Regions from separate parts of the Homo sapiens genome. Here regions 1, 2 and 4 are each linked to region 3. The links are chromatin contacts, found by Hi-C or POLR2A ChIA-PET in ENCODE. All regions are on one chromosome and are shown on one strand. The core of a region is the stretch at or near the end of the contact, and the rest is flanking DNA. Distances in the headings are between cores, read along the strand shown.

Region 1 (3,017 bases), core at 86-2,585, 7.3 Mb before region 3:
GCTTCAATTTGTACTTTGATACCTATTATCCAATTACCTTTCTTTTCTCAAGAAATTACTTCTGTCGTGTTTGTTCAGGGACTGAATACGTCAAGGATGGGGAAGCTCTCCATTAGGAATAACCATGCTCAGTGCCACAAAACAAAATGGTACAGGTTTGGATTTGGTTTTTCATTAGGAAAAAAGTAAACAAACATTCTCTGCTTTTAACACAACATAAATACAGTGACCTGGTTGTCCTCAACTGGTTCCTCATGTAATGTTGGGGTCTCAGTTTCCACTTCATTAAAATGAGAAATCTACATAATTCCCAAAGTCCTTTCTTAGAAAGTTGGATAATTCTAAAATCGCTGAAAAAAGAAGTGTTTGGGGGAGGAAGTATGAAATACACCCGGAATGTGTGTATGCATAACATATATGGAGAAACTTTAGATCTGGTTGTTCAAATGGCCAATGACCCAAGAGTGGAATCCCTGGGTACCCTGCTCTCTGATTGGATTGAGAACCCTTGAGGTCACTTAATTCCACAGTTAACAGTACAAGCCACAGTCAAACAGTATGAAGCCGCTTTACCTCTATGCTCCCTTGTTTGTTTCCAACGGCCAATTGAAAAGGGTCCTCCATTTGCTCCTTTCGAATCTACAATTCATATTCCCACCCATCATTCATTCCTACTATCTGTCAATTAACCTCTGGTCATTTATGAAGCACCTACTATGTTCACCCATCACCTAGCACGTACCACGTTTTCCATAAATATCTGTTGACTTGAATTTAATTGCAAGGCCTTGGAAGGCTGCCATGAACTCACCGTTAAGAGTTTTGTGTGGAAGGCGAGTGAAAGAATAAACCTTTTTTCGCCAACCTCGACCTCCTAACGCCTGACACTGGTGTTCCTCCCCACTCATGTGTGACACGTGGTTCCTAAGCGCTGCCTGGGCGGCCCAGGCACTGCTGCTGCAGGCAAAGGGCTGTGAGAGGGGAGAGATGGACACTTACCTGGGAAACCTCTGCTTCAGCTTCCTCAGGCTCTGCCTGGTAGGCGGCACAGACACTAGGCACTGGGCTATCTCGTCGTACTGAGCTTTGGTCAGTATCATGTTGGGCCAGGGACCAGGAGGTGGCGGGAACAAGGAAAAAACACCCTGGGGCTCAAGTAGCCTTGGTGCCGAGGGATGAGGGGTAGGCAAAGCGGCACAGGCCCGGGTCCTCGCCTGCTTGGCTTGCCCCAATCCCCCCTGAAACACACCCCTAGCTGCAAAAGCGGGGCGGAGACTCGCCCGGTCCCAGGCTCCACCGGCACCTCCGCGGCGGGGACTGGCTGTACACCAGAGTGCCCTAGCTTGGCTTACTGAGCAGCCGCAGTGGTGCGCCGAAGGCAACTAGCCGCCATGTCAGTTAAGGGCAAACCAACCAGGAAGTAGCGGCCGCCCTTGGAAAGGCGCCGCGCCAGAGTTTCAGTAGGCAGGTAGGAATCCAGGGCATCGCCCACCTAGGATCAAAGGGTCAACAAGGGATGCTTTGTACTCTCCCAATTACTAGAAGCCAGGGCGGCCTGACGCACAGACCAGGCGGCAGGTCTCACGAGTGCCCCGCGATCCTTCAGCGTGAGCCCCCGAAAGCCCCTGCCAGAGCGCGCGATTTGAATACACTTCCTAACGCGCCAGTTTGAGCGCTCCTCGGAGCGTGGACTGGCCTGCCGAGAAACCATGTCTTCACTCTACCAAGTCTGTCATGGTCCGAGCAGGAAAACTCACTAGGGTCGCTGTAAACATAATTTGGCTTGTGTTGAGGAAGCCCTACAACTTCTGTACATCGCGTGGAAGGCAGTTTTGTCCTTGTTGAGAAACAGACTTGAAACAAATCCGACGTCATCAAACAGCCGGCAGTAAAGAATGTCACTTTTGGCCGGGCGCGGTGGCTGACGCCTGTAATCCCAGCACTTTCGGAGGCCGAGGCGGGCGGATCACGAGGTCAGGAGATCGAGACCATCCTGGCTAACACGGTGAAACCCCGTCTCTACTAAAAATACAAAAAATTAGCCGGGCGTGGTGGCGGGCGCCTGTAGTCCCAGCTACTCAGGAGGCTGAGGCAGGAGAATGGCGTGAACCCGAGAGGCAGAGCTTGCAGTGAGCCAAGATCGCGCCACTGCACTCCAGCCTGGGCGACAGCGAGACTCCGTCTCAAAAAAAAAAAAAAAAGTCACTTTCACTCCTTGCAGTTAGCTGCTCAAGGTCTAAAATCGCATCTTATTGTAACCCCAGTTCTCAGAAAATAGTAGGCGCTCAATAAATGTTTGGAGTAATGAGCCAATCTTTTTTTATTTTCTATATGTATTGTGAATGGATCTCAGTTCTCCTAAAGCAATTTGTTGGGATATCAGTCCCTCATTTAATCTCTTTTCTAAAATCTGTTTGGTTCTTAGAAGGTCATGTGTTGTGTTTCTCTTCTGATTTCAACAATTTAAGCAAACTAAAGCAAAGGTGCTTAGACTTTAGAGAACCTGTAAGTGGTTTAAAATTTTTCATCTGGAATAATGCCTGGGTTGGAAGTTTTAGATATACCTCCTTGAATAAATTCCTTAATCCATCGAAGCCTCATTTCTTTTGTCTGTAAAACTGATTTAATTCATGGAGGTGTTTTATTTGTGTATGTTTGATGTAGAGATGGAGTCTTACTCTGTCGCCCAGGCTGGAGTGCAGTGGCTCCATCGTGGCTCACTGCACCCTCGAACTCCTGGGCTCCAGCGATCTTCCCACCTCAGCCTCCCGAGTAGTTGGGACTACAGGCACATGCCACTACACCTGGCTAATTTTAAAATTTTTCTCTAGAGATGAAGTCTCGCTTTATTGACCAGGCTAGTCTCAAACTCCTGACCGGAAGTGATGCTCCAGCCTCTACCTCCCAAAGTACTGGGATTACAGGCATTAGCCACTTCGCCCGGGCATGGGCTGTTTTTAAGATTAACAGGCTGGTACAAATAAAAGATTATATAGCGTGGTGTCTAGAGGATAGTC
Region 2 (3,021 bases), core at 372-2,871, 6.4 Mb after region 3:
ATATAGAGCTCTTAGTTTTCTACGAAATCTTTACTACCTGGTTTCCACTGCTATCTAAGTTAGCTTAGGCCCGGCTCGGTGGCTCACACCTGTAATCCCCGCACTTTGGAGGCCAAGGTGGTTGGATCGCTTAAGTCCAGAATTAGGAGACCAGCCGGTGTAACATGGTGAAACCCCGGTTCTAAAAAAAATACAAAAATTAGCCAGGCATGGTGCCGCACGTCTGTGGTCCCAGCTGCTGGGGAGGCTGAGGTGGGAGGAGCACTTGAGCCCGGGAGGCGGAAGTTGCAGTGAGCCCAGATTGCACCGTCTAGCCTGGGGACAGAGCAAGACCTTGGCTCAGAAAAATTAAATACATGTTAGATTTAATTTTTTCCAACCTCTCACTTGGCTAATAATTTTTCAAAGCAGTACTGTACTTATAAATATTACAGAACCTAAATCTCCAACCCTAACTATGCAACAATATTAGTTATAAATTACAATTTTAACTTACATGTAAGTTTAATATGGTCTCTCTTATGAAAAAAAGGCTGGGAGAGGTTAGAGATGACTTATTCACTCTCATTTCCTCGTAAATACCACCCTTTATTCTCATTTAAAGTCTTAAACCCTGGCCGAGTAGCTCCAGCCTAGAAAGAAGAAAACACAGAAGTAGGCAAAAGACTTAAAGTTACTAAGTACGTTTTATAATTTGGTTACTAGCCTTCATACTCATTTTGCCAACCAATCAACATAAAACCTACTCAATCGAGCACAACTACTGCTTCGACAGGCAGCTTACTGGAATGGAAACTCTCGACTCTGATATTTCCTCTTACTAAAAAAAGTATTAACCGGGCACATGGCTATACACAGGATTTCTAGAAACAGAACTTAACATGCAGTCCTGTATTAAATGAACTAACAACCTAGAAAAGAAATTAAGGAGGCACAAACACCAAACTAAACACACAGTTTTGAGCAATTGTATAGAGAGGGAAATAGGATTCCGTGATTTTATAAAAGGAAATTAAAACAGTCAGGCTCAAAACGTCACAGCAGACTTCTAAGGCTTGTTTAACTGTCAGTTATGATCCCCGCAGCAGCTGAAGCCACCTTCTAAAACTCACCAAGACAAATGAAATTATTTTAATGAACTTAATGAACATGCGTCCCCGACATGGCCAACGAGCCAGGCTTCCGTGGGACTGAACGGCAATCCGATTCACGGTGGGTTTCCTCACTGAGGATTACAGGAAAACCGCTTCAGAACACCCGGAAAGGAAAGTTGCCCGAAGAACCCTTCTCCGACACAAGGCGGGCTGGCTCGCCACCAAGTCAGCCCCTTCGCGCTTGCCTGAAAGGAAGGAGTGGCGACCTCACCCTAGTCGGCCGGCCGGCCGCGCGGCTTCCCCTCGCCGGCGCAGCCTTGGGCACCGCGGCTCACACCCCCACACAGGCCGCCCAGTCCTGCGCTCGCACGGCCACCGCCTTCGTCGCCGTCCAGTGGGAGATGCGAGCATTCGGGGCTGAAGCCGTTCGCACCGCCTCCTCCATGGAGAAGCGCCGAGGAAAACCTGCCAAGGACAACCTCCGGCACCGCCGTCACCACCGCTGCCGGGACCTAGGGCCGGCGCCGGAAAACCTAGGCGCGGCTAAATGACGCAAGAGGCCTCGCGCGCACGCGCAGTGCCGCACCACGTACACCCCGCCCCCGGGGCTCTCTCCCGCCGGGTTCCGGTTCCTTTACAAGGCCCCAGTCGGCTGAGCGCGGAGGGCGGGGCGCGTAGAGTGTGGGGACGGGGGCGGGGCGCAGGATCCAGGCGGGACCTGGCGAGGGACGAAGCTGGAAGCGTAGTTAAGCAGTACAGTATGCTGCCAGGTGGCGTTGGCCGATCAGTTCAAAATCAAACTCCGGCGTGGCCCTTATTTAAAACGAGGATTCCGGGCCCGGCGCTGTGGCTCACGCCTGTAATCCCAGCACTTTGGGAGACCAAGGCGGGCGGATCCCGAGGTCAGCAGATCGAGACCATCCTGGCTAACACGGTGAAACCCCGCCCCTACTAAAAATACAAAAAATTAGCCGGGCGTGGTGGCGGGTGCTTGTAGTCCCAGCTACTCGGGACACTGAGGCAGGAGAAGGGCGCGAACCCGGGAGGCGGAGCTTGCAGTGATCGGAGATCCCGCCACTGCACTCCAGCCTGGGCGACAGAGCGAGACTCCGTCTCAAAAAAAAATAGAATAAATGAGGGTTCCGGCCGGGCGCGGTGGCTCACACCTGTAATCACAGCACTTTGGGAGGCCGAGGCGGGCAGATCACGAGGTCAGGAGTTCGAGACCAACGTGACCAACATGGGGAAACCGCATCTCTACTAAAAATACAAAAATTAGCTGGACGTGTTGGTGCGCGCCAGTAATCTCAGCTACTCCAGAGGCTGAGGCAGGGGAATCGCTTGAACTCGGGAGGCGGAGGTTGCAGTGAGCCGAGATCAGCCACTGCACTCCACCTGGGCGACAGAGCGAGACTCCTTCTCAAAAATAAATAAATAAATAAAATAAAATGAGGGTTCCCAGGGGCAGTCACAGTGTGAAGCTGCATTTAATTGGTGTCCCCGGGCGATGCCAAAGGGGAACAGAGCTCCCAAGAGGGCAAGAAGCGGGGGAAAGGGTGGGTCCAAAGCTGGGGGCGGGACGGGGCGGGGCCGAAATAGCTGTGGTAGTTCGACGACCGCTGGGCCCTTCCTTACTGACCCGGTCGCGGAATAGATGTGAGGTTGACGTTTGGTGAAAGCCCGCCTCGAGACACTGAGAGCAGATTGATTGAATGATTGATTTTGAGACAGAGTCTCGCTCTGTCGCCAGACTGGAGTGCAGTGGCACGATCTCGGCTCACTGCAAACTCCGCCTCCCCGGTTCAAGCGATTCTCCTGCCTCAGCCTCCCGAATAGCTGGGACTGTAGGCGCGCGCCGCCACGCCCGGCTAATTTTTTTTTTTTTTTAAGACGGAGTCTTTCTTGTCACCCAGGCTGGAGCGCAGTG
Region 3 (2,816 bases), core at 157-2,656:
TTGTTTTTCATAGTAGGCCTTTGTCATTAAAATTGATGCCTGAGGATATAGTTGCATCTTGTGTGGAACAGTAAGTTATTACTCATTGCATACCAGATTTTAGCATACTTGCATTAGTTCATGGAATATGATTTTACATTTACTATTGCAGTTCCAGTGCCATTATCAGATTGCATTTTCCTACTGAATTACAAACAAAAGTGTTATGCTACTAACAATTAACAAAATTTTAATAAGGTTGTGTTTGATGCTATTACTCAGATAATGTGTTCTAAATTGCTTTCCTTTGAATATATTTGCATTAAAGAGGAACTCAATTTGGTTCTTTGAAGAGTTTATCCACTTTCTGGGTAGCTTTAAAAAGACACAGGGAAATTCAGTTTCTTCTTTGCAAGTAAATAGAGAAGAAACAAATTTGCTAAGATCTGTAGAAGTCATGGCAGCAGACTGCTGATGGTTTGAGTTAATGAAATGACTCATTTTGGCTACTTGAGTTGCACAATTAAAATATACAGTAGAGACTGTATATCACATCATAGATGAGAGATAAATCCCCCAGTGTTCTCTTTTTTTTCCTCAAAGCTAATATATTATGAATTAAGAAATTTAAGAGCTCCACATTATTGCAATTCTTGATCAGTGATGCCCCAAATTAAGTAGTAATCTCTTGAGAGTGCACGTTTGTTTGCAGCATTCCTCTTACCCATTTCTGCTAAAATTGTGGTTGTGACGAAAGCAGTTGTTTTCCAAAAGATAAACCCATGTGACCAAGCTAAAACATTTACCTAATACTGACACGTTTTTTGTGGTCTTCTCATAGTTGTCTAGCTAAAGGAGTTTAATGCAGAGAATATAAATACGGAAATAGTGAAACTGAAGTCCTGCTTGCGCAGAAAGCCTGCAGCCGACTTTGGTTTTTAACAGACTCCACGGGGCATTAGAGAAAGTAACTGGGGGCAGTGGGATGGAGGGTATGAAATTGGGTGGAGGGACGAAAACTAAGAGCCCTCTGGGTCTTTTATGTCCTTCTACATTTTGTGTAGAAATAAATGTTTTTACTTTACTTCCACGGTCGGCCCTTCCTCTTCACCTTTTTTTTTTCTCACACGTTCATCCTCTGAATTCTTTCCGTTTACAAATGCTCCCGATTTAGAAACTCATAATACTGTCTGTAAAACTTGCCTGAGCCTGTGTGGTCTGAATTTAGCGACACACTTGTTTAGGAGTTTCGGTTCTCGCTCTCTGTTTGCATGGTTTGGTAACAACACTTCACTATACTAAAAATCATCGCCCGGACCTGCAGGGCTGCACGGAAAACGCTGTTCCTTTTGGTACCCGCCGCAGCCGCGCAGGCGCACCGCCCAGCCGCCCTGACGCAAGGCGCAGGCTTCATGACGCAGCACGCAGTCTCAGCCGACACTGCGCGCGCCTCCAGGCACCGGCGTTAGCGGGTCGCCGACCCGCAATCCCCGCCGCGGCTGCTTGCCTACCGGAGTGTGCGCCGGCACCTGCCGCCGGAGACATGTTGCAAAAACCGAGGAACCGGGGCCGCTCTGGCGGCCAGGCCGAGAGGGACAGAGACTGGAGCCATAGCGGAAACCCCGGGGCTTCGCGGGCCGGGGAAGACGCCCGGGTTCTCAGAGACGGCTTTGCCGAGGAGGCCCCGAGCACGTCCCGCGGGCCGGGCGGCTCGCAGGGGTCGCAGGGCCCCTCGCCTCAGGGCGCCCGCCGGGCCCAGGCCGCCCCCGCCGTGGGGCCCAGGAGCCAGAAGCAGCTGGAGCTGAAAGTGTCCGAGCTGGTGCAGTTCTTGCTGATTAAAGACCAGAAGAAGATTCCGATCAAGCGGGCCGACATACTGAAGCACGTCATCGGGGACTACAAGGACATCTTCCCCGACCTCTTCAAACGGGCCGCCGAGCGCCTCCAGTACGTCTTCGGGTATAAGCTGGTGGAACTTGAACCCAAGAGCAACACTTACATCCTCATCAACACCCTGGAGCCTGTGGAGGAGGATGCCGAGATGAGGGGTGACCAAGGCACGCCCACTACGGGCCTCCTGATGATCGTCTTAGGGCTCATCTTTATGAAGGGCAACACCATCAAGGAAACTGAAGCCTGGGACTTTCTGCGGCGCTTAGGGGTCTACCCCACCAAGAAGCATTTAATTTTCGGAGATCCAAAGAAACTCATTACTGAGGACTTTGTGCGACAGCGTTACCTGGAATACCGGCGGATACCCCACACCGACCCCGTCGACTACGAATTCCAGTGGGGCCCGCGAACCAACCTGGAAACCAGCAAGATGAAAGTTCTTAAGTTTGTGGCCAAGGTCCATAATCAAGACCCCAAGGACTGGCCAGCGCAGTACTGTGAGGCTTTGGCAGATGAGGAGAACAGGGCCAGACCTCAGCCTAGTGGCCCAGCTCCATCCTCTTGAAAGGTGGATTCAGAGGGACCCCCGGGACAAGGGTCTGAGACCCAAAGGCACAGTTTAGAGGATTGGGGGAAGGGAGAACGAACCCAGGGAGCATATTGCTGTAAACGCTTCAATGTGTGTAGCTTTAGGATGTGTTTGCAAAGTTTTGTTTTTTTAATGTTGTGTTATTTTGCTCCAGATTTTCATCTATAAACAAAGGAGCATTTGTTTTGATTTTACTCTTTTTGGTATAAAAAATTTTGCTAGCTTAGTAAAACGAATTGGAAAACTTGACTATGATCTGGAACAGATAATGCAAGAAGGAACACATAAGTAAGTTGCTTTGGTGCCAAGAAAATAAAAAAGCTATTATCAGGTCTCCTAACTACCCCAGTTTGTA
Region 4 (2,700 bases), core at 147-2,646, 5.7 Mb before region 3:
TCAAATGTCTATCAGCAGATGAATAGTTTATCAAACTGTGGTATATCAGTAAAATGGAACGAATGTTAAGCAATAAAAAAGGAATGAACTACTGATACATGCAACAACATGAATCCATCTCAAAATCATTTCGTTGAGTGAAAGAAGGCATGCACTGTATTATTTCATTTATATAAAATTCCATGAAAAGCAAACTATAGTGACAGAAAGCAGATCAGTGGTTGCCTGAAAAGTGGGTGGGAACAGTGAAAGGCACAGATAGCAAAAGTTCACGAGGAAACTTTTAGAGGCTTTGATATGCTCATTATGATTTTGGCAATAGTTTCACAAATGTATGTTCATGTCAAAACGCATCAAATTTTACAACCTAAATATGTGTGGGTTATTGTATGTGAATTATTTTTATTATTATTTTATTTTTATTTTTTGAGGCTAGTCTCGCTCTGTCACCAAGCTGGAGTGCAATGGCGCAATCTCGGCTCACTGCAACCTCCGCCTCCCAGCTTCAAGTGATTATTCTCCTGAATCCGAGTAGCTGGAACTACAGGCGCGCGCCACCACGCCCGGCTAAATTTTGTTTTTTAGTAGAGATGGGTTTTCACCATGTTAGCCAGGCTGGTCTCAAACTCCTGACCTCAGGCAATCGGCCAGCTTCAGCCTCCCAAAACGCTGGGATTACAGGCGTGACTACCGCGCCTGGCTGGGTTATTGTATGTCAATTTTTACCTCCATAAAACTGTTAAGGCCTGTAATCCCTGCACTTTGGGACCCTGAGGCAGGCGGATTACCTAAAGTTGGTGAGTTCGAGACCAGCCTGACCAATACGGAGAAACCCTGTGTCTACTAAAAATACAAAAATTAGCTGTGCATGGTGGCGCATGCCTGTAATCCCAACAACACGGGAGGCTGAGGCAGGAGAATCGCTTGAACCCGGGAGGCAGAGGTTGCTGTGAGCCGAGATTGCACCATTGCATTGCAGCCTGGGCAACAAGAGCGAAACTCCGTCTCAAAAAAAACAAAACTAAACTAAAACACTGTTAAGGGCAGTTAAAACCCAGCCCATATTCCCAGGCTGTTTTTTTTGTTTTGTTTTGTTTTTTCTTTAGGGTTGAAAAAAAACTAAATCCCCATTCACCGCACACGGCACTCTTCACTAACCACGAGAAACCCCACCCAACACCATCCACCGGGTCCCTCCCTTGCCCTCCTAATCCCGCCAGCGAGGTGTCTTCTCTCTGCCGCCCGCTAGAGGGCGTGTACAGAGGAGGTCAAAGCTCTTGGCTCGCTAGCTCAGCCCCAACGCCTGCATGAACTTCCGGCTACACGCCATTCCGCTTCCCGAGGAACGCTTGGGCTGTTGTACGGGTTCCCTACGGGACTCTGAAGGCTGAGGATATCCGGCCCGGAGCGTTTGTGCGGCGCGGAGTTAAGCGCCCCGGCAGTAACTTAAGGGAAGTGGACCAGGGTTGCCGCTGCCCAGAGCGGTCCTTTAGTTTCCACTGGAGTGGAGGGAAGAGTGCTGCCATGGCAGCCCCTGCGCAGCCCAAGAAGATCGTGGCCCCTACGGTGTCCCAAATCAATGCGGAGTTCGTGACCCAGGTGAGCTCGGGCGAGTCTGGTGTGTGTGAGTGGGTATGGACGTCGTGGCCCCGAGGCCTGGTGGTGGGGTTTTTTTTCAGGATTTAGGAGTCCGGAGGAGGCATTCGTTTGTTAATTGATTCACACACGTCTTTTTACTGAGTATCAGCTCCGTGCCGGCCACTATGCTAGGTGCTGGGCATACCGTGGTGAAAGAAGCTGCCCTGCCCTGGGGAGTTCATGGCCCAAGGAAGACAGACGCATGAAAATAAAACTACTGTATGAGTTTTGCTGTGTTGGAGTTTGTCTCAGGAGCAATGGATTCAGAGAGGAGGGAACACCCCAGTCTATCTGAGACTGGCAAGTAGGCTTCGCAGCAGAGTGATGCTGGACTGCCTCTTCAAGTAGGAGTAGGCTTTTTCCTGGTCCTTAGAGTGTCCTGAGTTTTTGAGCAGCGATGAGAAACTGACAAGACACCTCCAAATAGACCTATCTAAAAACAGAGTAATTCTGTAGTTTGAGAGCGTTCATTTAGAATCTGTTTACTATCTTGCATTGTGAGCCACAGTTGGCTTTGGATAGGGAACCACAGTCCTGTGGTTGTCAGCATCATTCCTCATTCTTATTATTTATTTGTGAATTGCATAAGAGTGTAAGTAGTTCAATGTAGAAGTTATCATGCCCACCTGCTTCTTTATTCTTTATTCCTTGTCTCAACAGATTTGCCAGGGCAGAAGCCTAGGGAGTGATTTTGAATCCTCCCTTTCCCTTAGTCCCTACATTTCTACATTCTAAATATCTTTTGAATCTATCTGGTGTTCTACATCTCTGTCACCCTAAGCTTGGTTGCCATTGTTTTCTGCCTGGACCAAGGTATCGTAATCTGTTATATTGTCCTTCCTCTTGCTCTGCTCTAGCCCATTCTTCATGTTGCTTTCCGAGTGATTTCATACAAGTGCAAATCTCATCATATCACTTGCCTTCTTAAAATTTCTGCCTTCCGGCCGGGCGCAGGGGCTCACGCCTGTAATCCCAGCACTTTGGGAGGCCGAGGCGGGCGGATCACGAGGTCAGGAGATCGAGACCATCCTGGCTAACACGGTGAAACCCCGTCTCTACTAA

What was found. Hi-C counts contacts between places; a loop is a spot of excess contacts on that map. ChIA-PET counts read pairs that join two places held with the same protein, here RNA polymerase II (POLR2A). Pooled maps may share reads with other maps.
Region 1: a map of CD4-positive, alpha-beta T cell shows a loop between it and region 3 (18-fold over the local background). The contact joins the promoter of CDIN1 here to the promoter of NSMCE3 in region 3. A Hi-C loop is called at or near these places in 2 of 168 maps with a recorded cell type or tissue (CD4-positive, alpha-beta T cell and naive thymus-derived CD4-positive, alpha-beta T cell) and 6 of 50 pooled maps.
Region 2: a loop to region 3 is called in a pooled map, with 23 times the contacts of the local background. The contact joins the promoter of NIPA2 here to the promoter of NSMCE3 in region 3. A Hi-C loop is called at or near these places in 7 of 50 pooled maps.
Region 4: a map of naive thymus-derived CD4-positive, alpha-beta T cell shows a loop between it and region 3 (11-fold over the local background). The contact joins the promoter of AQR here to the promoter of NSMCE3 in region 3. A Hi-C loop is called at or near these places in 1 of 168 maps with a recorded cell type or tissue (naive thymus-derived CD4-positive, alpha-beta T cell) and 3 of 50 pooled maps. POLR2A ChIA-PET finds 5 or more read pairs at or near these places in 1 of 52 experiments (K562).

What each region holds. Positions count from the first base shown.
Region 1 is chr15:36,577,944-36,580,960 of GRCh38, reverse strand. It overlaps CDIN1 (CDAN1 interacting nuclease 1), which reads right to left and starts at 1,335. Exons shown (of 11, transcript NM_001321759.2): 1 at 1,000-1,335. The coding sequence starts at 1,100. RefSeq lists an enhancer at 1,097-1,216.
Region 2 is chr15:22,837,266-22,840,286 of GRCh38, reverse strand. NIPA2 (NIPA magnesium transporter 2) reads right to left here and starts at 1,621. Exons shown (of 8, transcript NM_030922.7): 1 at 1,366-1,621; 2 at 497-632. RefSeq lists an enhancer at 1,495-1,724.
Region 3 is chr15:29,268,412-29,271,227 of GRCh38, reverse strand. NSMCE3 (NSE3 component of SMC5/6 complex) reads left to right here and starts at 1,406. Exons shown (of 1, transcript NM_138704.4): 1 at 1,406-2,816. The coding sequence starts at 1,523. The coding sequence ends at 2,437. The region is part of intron 2 of ENTREP2 (endosomal transmembrane epsin interactor 2); the gene reads left to right. RefSeq lists enhancers at 1,110-1,609, 1,610-2,111.
Region 4 is chr15:34,968,438-34,971,137 of GRCh38, reverse strand. AQR (aquarius intron-binding spliceosomal factor) reads left to right here and starts at 1,396. Exons shown (of 35, transcript NM_014691.3): 1 at 1,396-1,599. The coding sequence starts at 1,525. RefSeq lists enhancers at 1,293-1,402, 1,453-1,602.